Regions from separate parts of the Homo sapiens genome. Here region 1 is linked to region 2. A link is a contact called in ENCODE Hi-C or POLR2A ChIA-PET data. All regions are on one chromosome and are shown on one strand. Each heading gives the region's core, a stretch centred on a gene start or an enhancer-like site at or near the end of the contact. The rest is flanking DNA. Distances are from core to core; before and after follow the strand shown.

Region 1 (5,152 bases), core at 1,862-4,361, 240 kb before region 2:
AACAGAGCAGGTAGGAAGACCTACTACCTAGGAAAACATAGTGTCACAGAAGATAAAAAGAAGTGCTTTGAGAAAGATGCAACAAGAAACTGCCTCTTCATGAGCAAATTCAATCTTATCCGTCCTCCTTCACATTACTAGGGCTGCCCCACACACCACTCCTGTTGCTGCTGCATCTCCCAGGGGACTTGTGTGTTTCTGATTTTATCTTTGTACCTAACACTCTATTTCCATGACATTGTATTTGATAGTAGGGAACATCATCATCACCTTTTCTGAAGTTAGTTTGGCAGGTAGTCTTCTCTTGCAAATATTATCACAAGCTCTACTGAGCTTCATGGGCCCCTCGTTCCTCCTTACTTTGGCTAGTTGTTTCTTGATATCTGAATACTGAACAACAGCATCCACTGTAGCAGCAATAGCCAACAAATGCACAAGCTAAGTAAAAAGAAAAGCAAAATGAATTTCCAAAAAACGGAGGTATTTAATATAAATTTAAAAACATATTCAATATCATAGGGGTTTTCACCATTGATTTCAGCCAAATGGGCAGGAACATTTTCAAGTTCAATTATTTCTGGGCTCCTATATTCCTGTCCTGTAGTGGCCTTAAGAAATGTTCACATTTGCAAGCTGCACCAGACACCATCAGATCTGGTTCTCTCCCTGGGGCCCAAGGATGCTCTTCTTTTTCATCTTTTATTTTGATCATGGAGGTGTTTTCACAGAGTTTATCCCCAGTAGTAAATTACATTCCAATTCTGTGAGTCAGAACAACGTTTTAACATGCACACCAACGTCCGGGTTGCTGTTTTGCTACCAGTTTTGCCTGGGGTGCAGGTATTTTTGGAGATGGGTCTAAAACATCTCAAAACCACATGAACATAGAACAATGAGAACTGGTGATTATTAAAAGATGGTTTTCTTGGCTTTGATGAATTTTCACCACCCAAAAGATGACAGTCTTTTACTATTTTCACTTAACAACAAGAAGAAACAGACCTAAGTACAAGCATTTAAATTAAAAGGAAGAAAATCCCAACAACGCTGACATATGGTATACATTGGAAGTGGTTCCAAAAGCTGAGTGTGAAACGTTCTTCTAGGAAGATGTTAGAAATTGAACAAATTTGCACCAGTCTAGGAGGGTTTGGGTAAAGAGAGGTTCAGCAACCTCTATGTCCCTTCTCACCTGTGCAATTCACAATAATAATGAATCACTACGAGCTTCAAAGTCACAGTCTTTAGCTATCCAAAGTAATTCATGGAAAAGCATTTACAACAGTGTAGGCACTGCTTTTTCGTAGTACACAAATGGCGTAGTGGTTTTGGTTGGCATTGAAAGGAATTCTGGATTTTATAAAAATTGAAGTAAAACAGGTGAAAAATATTATCTGGAATATGTATAACAATTTATTTGCAATCTCAGATAAAAGTTATGTGATATTGTCACCTCAATTAGCCTCATATATCTTCAAGCAGCTCTGTTTTCACATTCAGTAAATAGTTATTGAGCCTGTAATTCAGGACTCTGTGCTAGGCGTTGGAGATGCAGTGATGAATGAAGTAAAGCATCTACCCCCATGAAGCTTATAATCTTCTGGAAATAGACTTTAAAGAAGCAAACAAACAGATAAATTACAAATTGCAAAATACGGGAAGATAATAAACAAGACATCATGATAGAGAATTACAGTGAAGATTTACAGTAATCAGAAACAGTCTCCTAAGTCATTTCTTGGTTATACAAAAGGAGCCAACATGTTATTTTAATGTAATATATTAAATTCAACTACATGAAATTGCCGTCATTTGGCCATATTTAAGCTAAAAAATGGCAATTTCGATGGGCAACCTAACAAAAAGAAACTATGCATTTATATTTAACTAGTCAATTTGGAAAAATTCATTTATAAAAAATAGCGTAACTCACATTCTCTAGACATGCACATGCAAACAAATAAACATGTTTAGTGTCTTTCTGTTTTTTCTAAAAACCTGAAAACTGGCAAAAGCTGGGACAGAGAACAAGTTTGAGGCAGGGCAGATTTTTATTGCTGTATCCGGGATGAGAAAACTGAGACCCAGAGACCTTAAGTGACTTTTCAGGAATCCCTCAGTGATGTTGCAAGTATTTTAAACTAGCGCTAATAGCTGCTTATCTATTATGCGTCTCATTATTTAATTGACTCTACTTCACAATGAAATTTGTTGTTTTTCCCTGTCCCTGTTTTTTTATATTTTGTCAAAAGATGGCCTTGCCCAGTTGTGGCTGAGACTGCTATGTGTTAGTCAAGTTCCAAATTTCCTTTTCCTCGAGGACACAGCTAGACTACATTTCACAGCCTCCCTTGCAATGAGGCACATGCATTCACCTAAGCTCTGGTAATGGTTGCCTCTTCCCATCTTCAAAGCCATCGATGGCCAGTCACATCTTTTTTATATCACATCACTCTGACACTGACTCTTCCACTTTCCTTGGCCACGTGAATGGTCTTGCGATTACACGGGGCTCATCGGGCTGATCTAGCATAATCTCCTGGTCTTAAAGGTCATCTTAATTAGAAATCTTAATACCATCTGCAAGCTTAATTCTTATTTGCCATGTATCCTAACATAATCACAGATTCGGGGGATTAAGACATAGACCAGACAGCTTTGGGGGTCCTTTATTCTGGCTACTCTCCAAGGGTACCTAAAATGTTGCTTTAAAATGAGGCACATGCATTCACCTAAGCTCTGGTAATGGAATGGAGTTGGAAGTGATGTGTCCTCTCCAGGCCAGGCTCGTGAAATCCTTCTACATAATCCTCCACACATTCTCTCCTTCTGCATCTGCTGGAAGGAGAAAGGATTTTAAGGTCTTGGAAGAAGTCGGAGCCACAGGATGGAAGAAGACTGGACTTGGAATGACTATATGGAAAGTGACTAGAGCAGAAACAAACATCTGTCTGAATTCTCCGGGGCAAATAGTACATTCTAATTATATTAAGCCATAAGATTTTTAGAGATTTTTGTTATGGTAGCGAATATCACTTGCCTTAACTAATACCATGACATTGTTTTTTTGTTTTTTGGGGTTTTTTTTTGTTTATTCAGATGGAGTCTCGCTTTGTCGCCCAGGCTGGAGTGCAGTGGCACAGTCTCGGCTCACTGCAAGCTCTACCTCCCGGGTTCACGCCATTCTCCTGCCTCAGCCTCCTGAGTTGCTGGGACTATAGGCGCCTGCCACCATGCCCGGCTAAATTTTTTGTATTTTCAGTAGAGACAGGGTTTCACTGTGTTAGCCAGGATGGTCTCGATCTCCTAATCTCATGATCCACCCTCCTCGGCCTCCCAAAGTGCTGGGATTACAGGCGTGAGCCACTGCGCCTGGCCGACATTGTTATTTTTAAGTGGCTTTTTGTTAGTATTCTGTAGGCATAGCCTGAGTTAGAAGATATGTTACTTTTTTGTGGATGCTGTAACGAATTGCCACAAACTTGGTGGCTTAAAATCACACAAATTTATTATCTTGCAGTTCTGCAAGTCAGAAGTCCAACATGGCTCTCACTAAGCTAAAATTCAGATGTCCTTTCTGGAGGCTCTAGAGGAGAATCTGTTTTCCTCCCTTTCCCAGCCTTCCTAGAGGCTGCCCACATTTCTTGGCTCGTTGCCTCTTCCCATCTTCAAAGCCATCGATGGCCAGTCACATCTTTTTTATATCACATCACTCTGACACTGACTCTTCCACTTTCCTTGGCCACGTGAATGGTCTTGTGATTACACGGGGCTCATCGGGCTGATCTAGCATAATCTCCCGGTCTTAAAGGTCATCTTAATTAGAGATCTTAATACCATCTGCAAGCTTAATGCTTATTTGCCATGTATCCTAACATAATCACAGATTCGGGGGATTAAGACACAGACCAGACAGCTTTGGGGGTCCTTTATTCTGGCTACTCTCCAAGGGTACCTAAAATGTTGCTTTAAGATACAACATAAAGGTGGAATCTAACCTTAAACTTAAACTGAGGATGAACATGTTCACCCAGATCTTCATTATATTTTGATATCTCTCAGGATAAAATTAGTGTGCCTGTTAGAAATACTAAAATGATACTTGCTACCAAATGGCTCTTTAAATAATTAAGAGTATATATACCTAACATCACATAATCATTATTTAATTTGTACATTCTTTAGAGTTCATATTTTTCCAGGGTAGAACATGACCAAATTTATACCACAATTCAGGATAATCTCACCAGGTGGGAAAAATTAGGAAAAGTAATGGTGCAAACATTTTTTTTGTCAGGTAAACATTATTCAGAGAGTCAGTCTTTGCATCTTTTTAGGATCCTCAATTAGAAAGAACTTCTACTAGAGTTCATGTCCTTTGTAGGGACACGGATGAAACTGGAAACCATCATTCTCAGCAAACTATCGCAAGGACAAGAGACCAAACACCGCATGTTCTGACTCATAGGTGGGAATTGAACAATGAGAACACATGGATACAGGAAGGGGAACATCACACTTCGGGGACTGTTGTGGGGTGGGGGGAGGGGGGAGGGATAGCACTGGGAGATATACCTAATGCTAAATGACGAGTTGATGGGTGCAGCACACCAACATGGCACATGTATACATATGTAACAAACCTGCACATTGTGCACATGTATCCTAAATCTTAAAGCATAATCATAATAAAATTAAATTAAAATAAAATAAATCAAAAAAAAAAAGAAGAAAGAACTTCTACTATGTGTAGGGCCGGGTGTGGTGGCTCACGCCTGTAATCCCAGCACTTTGGGAGGCCAAGGTGGGTGGATCATTAGGTCAGGAGTTCGAGACCAGCCTGGCCAAGATGGTGAAACCCCGTCTCTACTAAAAATACAAAAATTAGCCAGGCGTGGTGGCACACGCCTGTAGTCCCAGCTACTTGGGAGGCTGAGGCAGGAGAATCACTTGAACCTGGGAGGCAGAGGTTGTGGTGAGCCGAGATTGTGCCATTGCACTCCAGCCTGGGTGACAAGAGCGAAACTCCGTCTAAAAAAAAAAAGAAAGAAAGAACTTCTACTATGTGTGTATGCATACACACAATCATACATGTGCACGCATTCACACATGAGGAACACAACCACCCTTTCCCCCAGAAAAAAACAGAGGT
Region 2 (4,793 bases), core at 2,156-4,655:
AGTGTAAGGAATTTCGGGGTGGAAGGATGATTAGAGGCGATTGGAGGACGATTAGAGGAGAAACTGTTTTGTTTCCTATTTCTAAATATCTGCCAGGTCACTGTTGGAAATACTTTTTAGAGTAAGAATTGTAAAATCCTAACCTTATCACTTGTAAAATATACAGGTCAGTTAAGCAAACTTTCACCCCTCAATGCAAACTTGGAAAAAAAAAAAAAAAGCAAAGAGACTTCGGAACGTCTATGAGGCTTTTGGAATTAAAAAATAATTCTTACAGCCGACTGCAGCCCTAGTCCTCAGAAGCCCGGGGCGCACCAGTCCCCAGGCCCACCAGGGCACTGCTGTCCGCCCAGCCCCAGGCCTCAGCCACCACTGTGAGGGCGAGGGGCCCCGGGGCCGCGATCTGCCCTCCTCTGGTCTCACACATGCCCTTGGTTTTGTATCCCAGGCCACGTGCGCCGGGGCAGCCGCTGACATTGGGATCTACAGGGTAGTGACATTACGGACGAGTCAGCAAACCGCGGATCTCGCCCATAGGGGGACACACCCCCAGTCCCAGCCGGCCTTGGGAAGTCTCTGACTTCTAGCGCCTAGCCCTCGAAAGCCGAGAACTGGAGAAGCAGGTTCCGGGAGCCTTAGCAGCCCGGGGCGCAGACACCCCCGTGGAGGCTGCAGTAACCTGGCGACTGGGACTTGGGAGTGTAGATGTGGGTTCCTTGCCGAGGCGTGGCAGGCGTGGCAAGTCCGCAGCCGTTGGACACACGTGCCCTTTTTCATAATCGGCAAAGCCTGCGCCCCGCCTGCTTGGCTGGTAGGAATTCGGCACAGACAGCCTGGAGTTCCAGAGCTCAAAATTTGGCCATGCATTCCCACTGTCAAACACCTCTCGCCTCTTTGCTCTAAAGGGTGAGTCCGAGGTGGCCAAGATGGCAAGGCGGTGACAGCAGCGCCATTATCGATGGCTTCTCTGTCCACTCTCACCTGTTCCTGGGGCCTTCGGCCTCAGGTTGCGCTGTCCCCTACGACCAGCGCCCAGGTGCTCGGCCATGCCAAGTTGTGGACTAGCCCGGCGCCTGGCTCAACTCCGCTCCCCTTCGGTCTCATCCGCGTGGCACTGGGGTCTCGGGGAGCTTTGCCGGGATTGCACCACTCACATTCCAGGCGCGTGAGCGCCAAGGGGGAGCAGAGACGGGATTCCCTCATCGCAGTGCTCCTAATCCCTGACTAGAGGGAGGAGGGATCGGCGCTATACCGGCATCTCAGTCCGCCTTCCCTCAGATTCTACCCTACCGTAAAATGGGCCACACTGGCGATTACACGTCCGCGTCCCCCCGCTCCCCGAAGCCATAGCCACCATCCTCAGCCTCGAGCTCTTTGTCCAGTTTGGGTTTTATTCCAACACCCAAAGACCCATGGAGAAAACTTGGGGGACAGGTGGAAAGAAGGTTCAGCGCTCGTTTCTTCAAAAGGCACTCCCGCAAAGCTTAGCTCTGGGCGCATTAGAAACTGCGTTGCAGAACACTCTGGGAGAAGTGAGTGTCGCCAGAATTCAGACACACAGGGGCATTTTTGGTGGAAACCACAGAAGCTCGTTTATAAGGGGCTGGAAGGGAAATGAAAGGAATGAGAAGAGTGAGTCAACAAGCCTTTAAAAGAAACCTGGGGTCTGTGGAAACAACAGTCAGAGAAACCCCAAGAGCGGGCGAGCTAAGTGGCGACGCCTCGCTGCGAGGCGTCCGCGGACGCTTCCGCACTAAGTGGGGGCGCACGCTGGCAAAGGACTGGGGAACAAGTTCTTTCCGCCTCGGATGCTTCAGACCCTGGATGGAGCCAGGCACTGGGAGTGCGCCCCCTAATCACCAGCCCGGCGCTGGCAAAGTGGAAACTGGGAAGAAAAAACATCGAAGTGTTTGACAGCACCTGTTGGACCTGGGCACGCAGGAGCTACAGACGCCCTCTCCTCCAACCCCTTCACCTCCCTGGGACCCTCTACGTACACCGCGATGGGCGGTCGTCAAAGGTTGTCGCAGCCACACGGCGCATACCTGAACGAGTGCCCGCGCGCACCCGACCTCAGCGCCGCAGTGGGGAGTGGGGTCTGCAGAGTGGACGAGTGTGCAGGGAGAGCCGCGGAGAGCGGTTGGGTTAGGGCCCGGGGCCCGGGACGCGCCCCTGCTCACCTCTCTCACTGGCCTGGATATTGCGCACGATGTCTTCCAGATCCAAGTCTTTGGTCTCGTCGAAACTGTAGATGGACGTGTGCAAACCCTCCTCCTGGAAGACCTCGTGGACCCCCTCGAGGGTGAAGTAGCAGTTCCGCTCCAGCTTGTCGTCGCTGTAGACCAGTGCAGCGCGGCTCCAGTGGTGGTGGCGGAACAGGGCGAGCATCATCTCGCCCATCTTGGCGTAGGCGGGCGCCACGCGCGTGAGGTGCGAGTACTCAGAGTCCTTGTGCTGGAAGCCAGCGGCCAGCGCCCCAGCCGACAGCATGGGCAGGTCCCAGTGCGATGCAAGCCGGGCCACTGGCGCTGCTGCATACTCGCACACTGGCCCCAGGATAAGGTCTGGCTTGGCGCCCCGCGCCGCCGCCACGCGGTCCACCAAGCTGAAGAGCGCACGGTTCCCACAGTCTGAATCCTCGTAAGCCACCTGGAAGCGAGTGCCCGGCGGCAGAAGCCGCCTCCCAGTCCCGTTGCCCTCCACGCTGCGCAGAGCATACTCGATGGCCGGCCGCACCCGGGTGAGTGAAAACAAGTACGAGTCATCCTGGGGCAGTAACACCAGCACCTCGATCTTCTGTGGCGGCAGCGCCTCTCTCTCCTGGCGTCCGCCGCCTATGCCCGCGCCACCGCCGCCGCCGCCAACGCCACCGCCACCGGTGCCGCCGGCCAGCAACGCCCAGCCGAGTAGTACGCACGGGGAGAAAGTGAGCACCAGCAGAGACGGCATCGTGCCGCAAGAAAGAGCTTGCCCTCGCCGCCGCCGACTCGCCCTCTGCCCCCCACCCACCCTTCCTCTTTCCTCCCCACTCTTCTCTCCAAGGTCCCTGCGCCCCCTTGGGCGCTTTAACAAAATAGAATACCCCCTTCACTAATGCGCCAAAAGATAGAGAGGAAGCGTCCTTCTCTGCAATGTCACTAGTTTTTCTTAAAAAAAAAAGAAAAAGAAAAAGAAAAAGTTCACCGGGTGTAAACCTGTGCGTCTGTAATATACATATATATATACTTGTATATATTCGCCCTCCGTTTATACATATACTATTTTGCTTAGAGGTGGCTTCTTATTTGGGCGTTGCTAAGGTTGCTTTTGAAAGCGTTTTTGTAGAAGAAAAAAAAAGTTAGACTTGTCCAAGTGTTTGTAATTGACGGTGCATCTCCCTCGCATTTGATCTCATTGATTCGCGCCGGTTCCTGGATCCATAGCCCGCGTTTAAATAGCGTGGCAGCGGCTGAGCGTGTTACCACACATGGCGCGCCGAGGCCGGGCTTGTGTTTCCAGCGGGTGGGGTGGGTGGGGGTGGGGAGATGTGGGGGCTGGGCTGGGGGAGTCTCTCATTAACATTCTTACATCAGGGCTCCTCCCTGCACCCCTTCACTACCCATCGCGCCCCTGTCCCTAACCACCACTCCCCGCAGGCCCTCTGCCTTTTCCTTAAAGCTGAAATCGCCCACGTCTGCACCGGCAAGAGCCCCCACCACGCCGCGTGCCTGTGCGATCACCGCCTCTCCCTTTCCACGCTCTCCAGCTCCTGGCTTCAAAAAAGGAAACGTGCTTTAAAGTAGAGAAATGCGCGCGCGCACGCACACATACACACACACACACACACACACATATACACACACACACCGTGCAAAAAAAAAAAAAAACCAGGACTGGGGGAAAGGGATGGTTCTAGAAATTGTGGTTTCGGTGCAAAAATCCTTAGGTGCCGCTTGCTCTCACCTTTCTCGTTCTGGCCACATTCCCTCCTGAAGCACCGACGCGGGGCGAGCACCTGACCTTCCTGGTCCCTCGGCGCAAGGTCAGGGAACAAGGACCAAGGTCCCAGTGCAGATGGCTCCATCGCGGACCTGGTGTGCCCGGCTGGCCCGGGCGTCACCTACACCCCGCCTTCCTCAGCCCCGCGCCAGCCCCCTCCCCCTGGGCCACGCAGGTTTGCGCTGGAATCGCAGCGGTGCCGAGGTCACAGTGTCCCAGCTCACGGACCCTCTGTCAGCGCACTGAGAGCAGGAAAGTGAAACTTGTTGCTCCCAAAGGCGAGGGAATGGTTCAACTTCTGGAGGTGTCACAAAGCTTGGAAAGCATCCCCAAAGCGTCCTCGGGGCTTTGTTTGCTAAACCAGGTACCTAAATAAAGGGACTGTCTTTCCCAAAACGTTCCCGGTAGGTCCCCCGGGTACGACACACGCTCCCCTCCAACCTGAGTGCTCAAAGATCCAACCGCTCCTTCTCTGGAGCGCTCGAGGCACTGTGCTGGGGTTCCGCGACTCCAAGAAAGGTCCTGCCTCGGAGACCCAGTCCTCCCACTGGCCATAGCCACAGCAGCGGTGGAGACCGGAGGGAAGCGGCTCTGGAGAAGTCCGTGACCAGAGGAGCATCGCGGGAGTCCGCCGCGCGGCGGGGCGGGTCAAAATGGAACTGGACCTTCTGTGCCTACTGCAGCCAAGTCATTTGCAATGTGAACGGGCTACACTGGGCGGGAGAATTCTGACAATTAAGTCCCGCACATTTAAATACATTGAAAATGTGTTAAAATGGTCTTTCATTTGACTAGGCGTCCGTGTCCACAAATTT

The links. A loop is a pair of places that touch in the nucleus more often than their neighbours do. ChIA-PET counts read pairs that join two places held with the same protein, here RNA polymerase II (POLR2A). Pooled maps may share reads with other maps.
Region 1: a loop to region 2 is called in a map of natural killer cell, with 3 times the contacts of the local background. The contact joins the promoter of LINC02120 here to the promoter of NPR3 in region 2. A Hi-C loop is called at or near these places in 8 of 168 maps with a recorded cell type or tissue (Caco-2, GM12878, HepG2 and 5 more), 35 of 37 single-sample maps with no recorded cell type and 16 of 50 pooled maps. POLR2A ChIA-PET finds 5 or more read pairs at or near these places in 2 of 52 experiments (Caco-2 and endothelial cell of umbilical vein).

Annotation. Positions count from the first base shown.
Region 1 is chr5:32,945,402-32,950,553 of GRCh38, reverse strand. It overlaps LINC02120 (long intergenic non-protein coding RNA 2120), which reads right to left and starts at 3,111. Exons shown (of 6, transcript NR_033832.1): 1 at 2,733-3,111; 2 at 1,454-1,611; 3 at 271-438.
Region 2 is chr5:32,709,933-32,714,725 of GRCh38, reverse strand. It overlaps NPR3 (natriuretic peptide receptor 3), which reads right to left and starts at 3,405. Exons shown (of 8, transcript NM_001204375.2): 1 at 2,181-3,405. The coding sequence starts at 2,949. RefSeq lists a silencer at 2,149-2,443 and an enhancer at 2,319-3,044.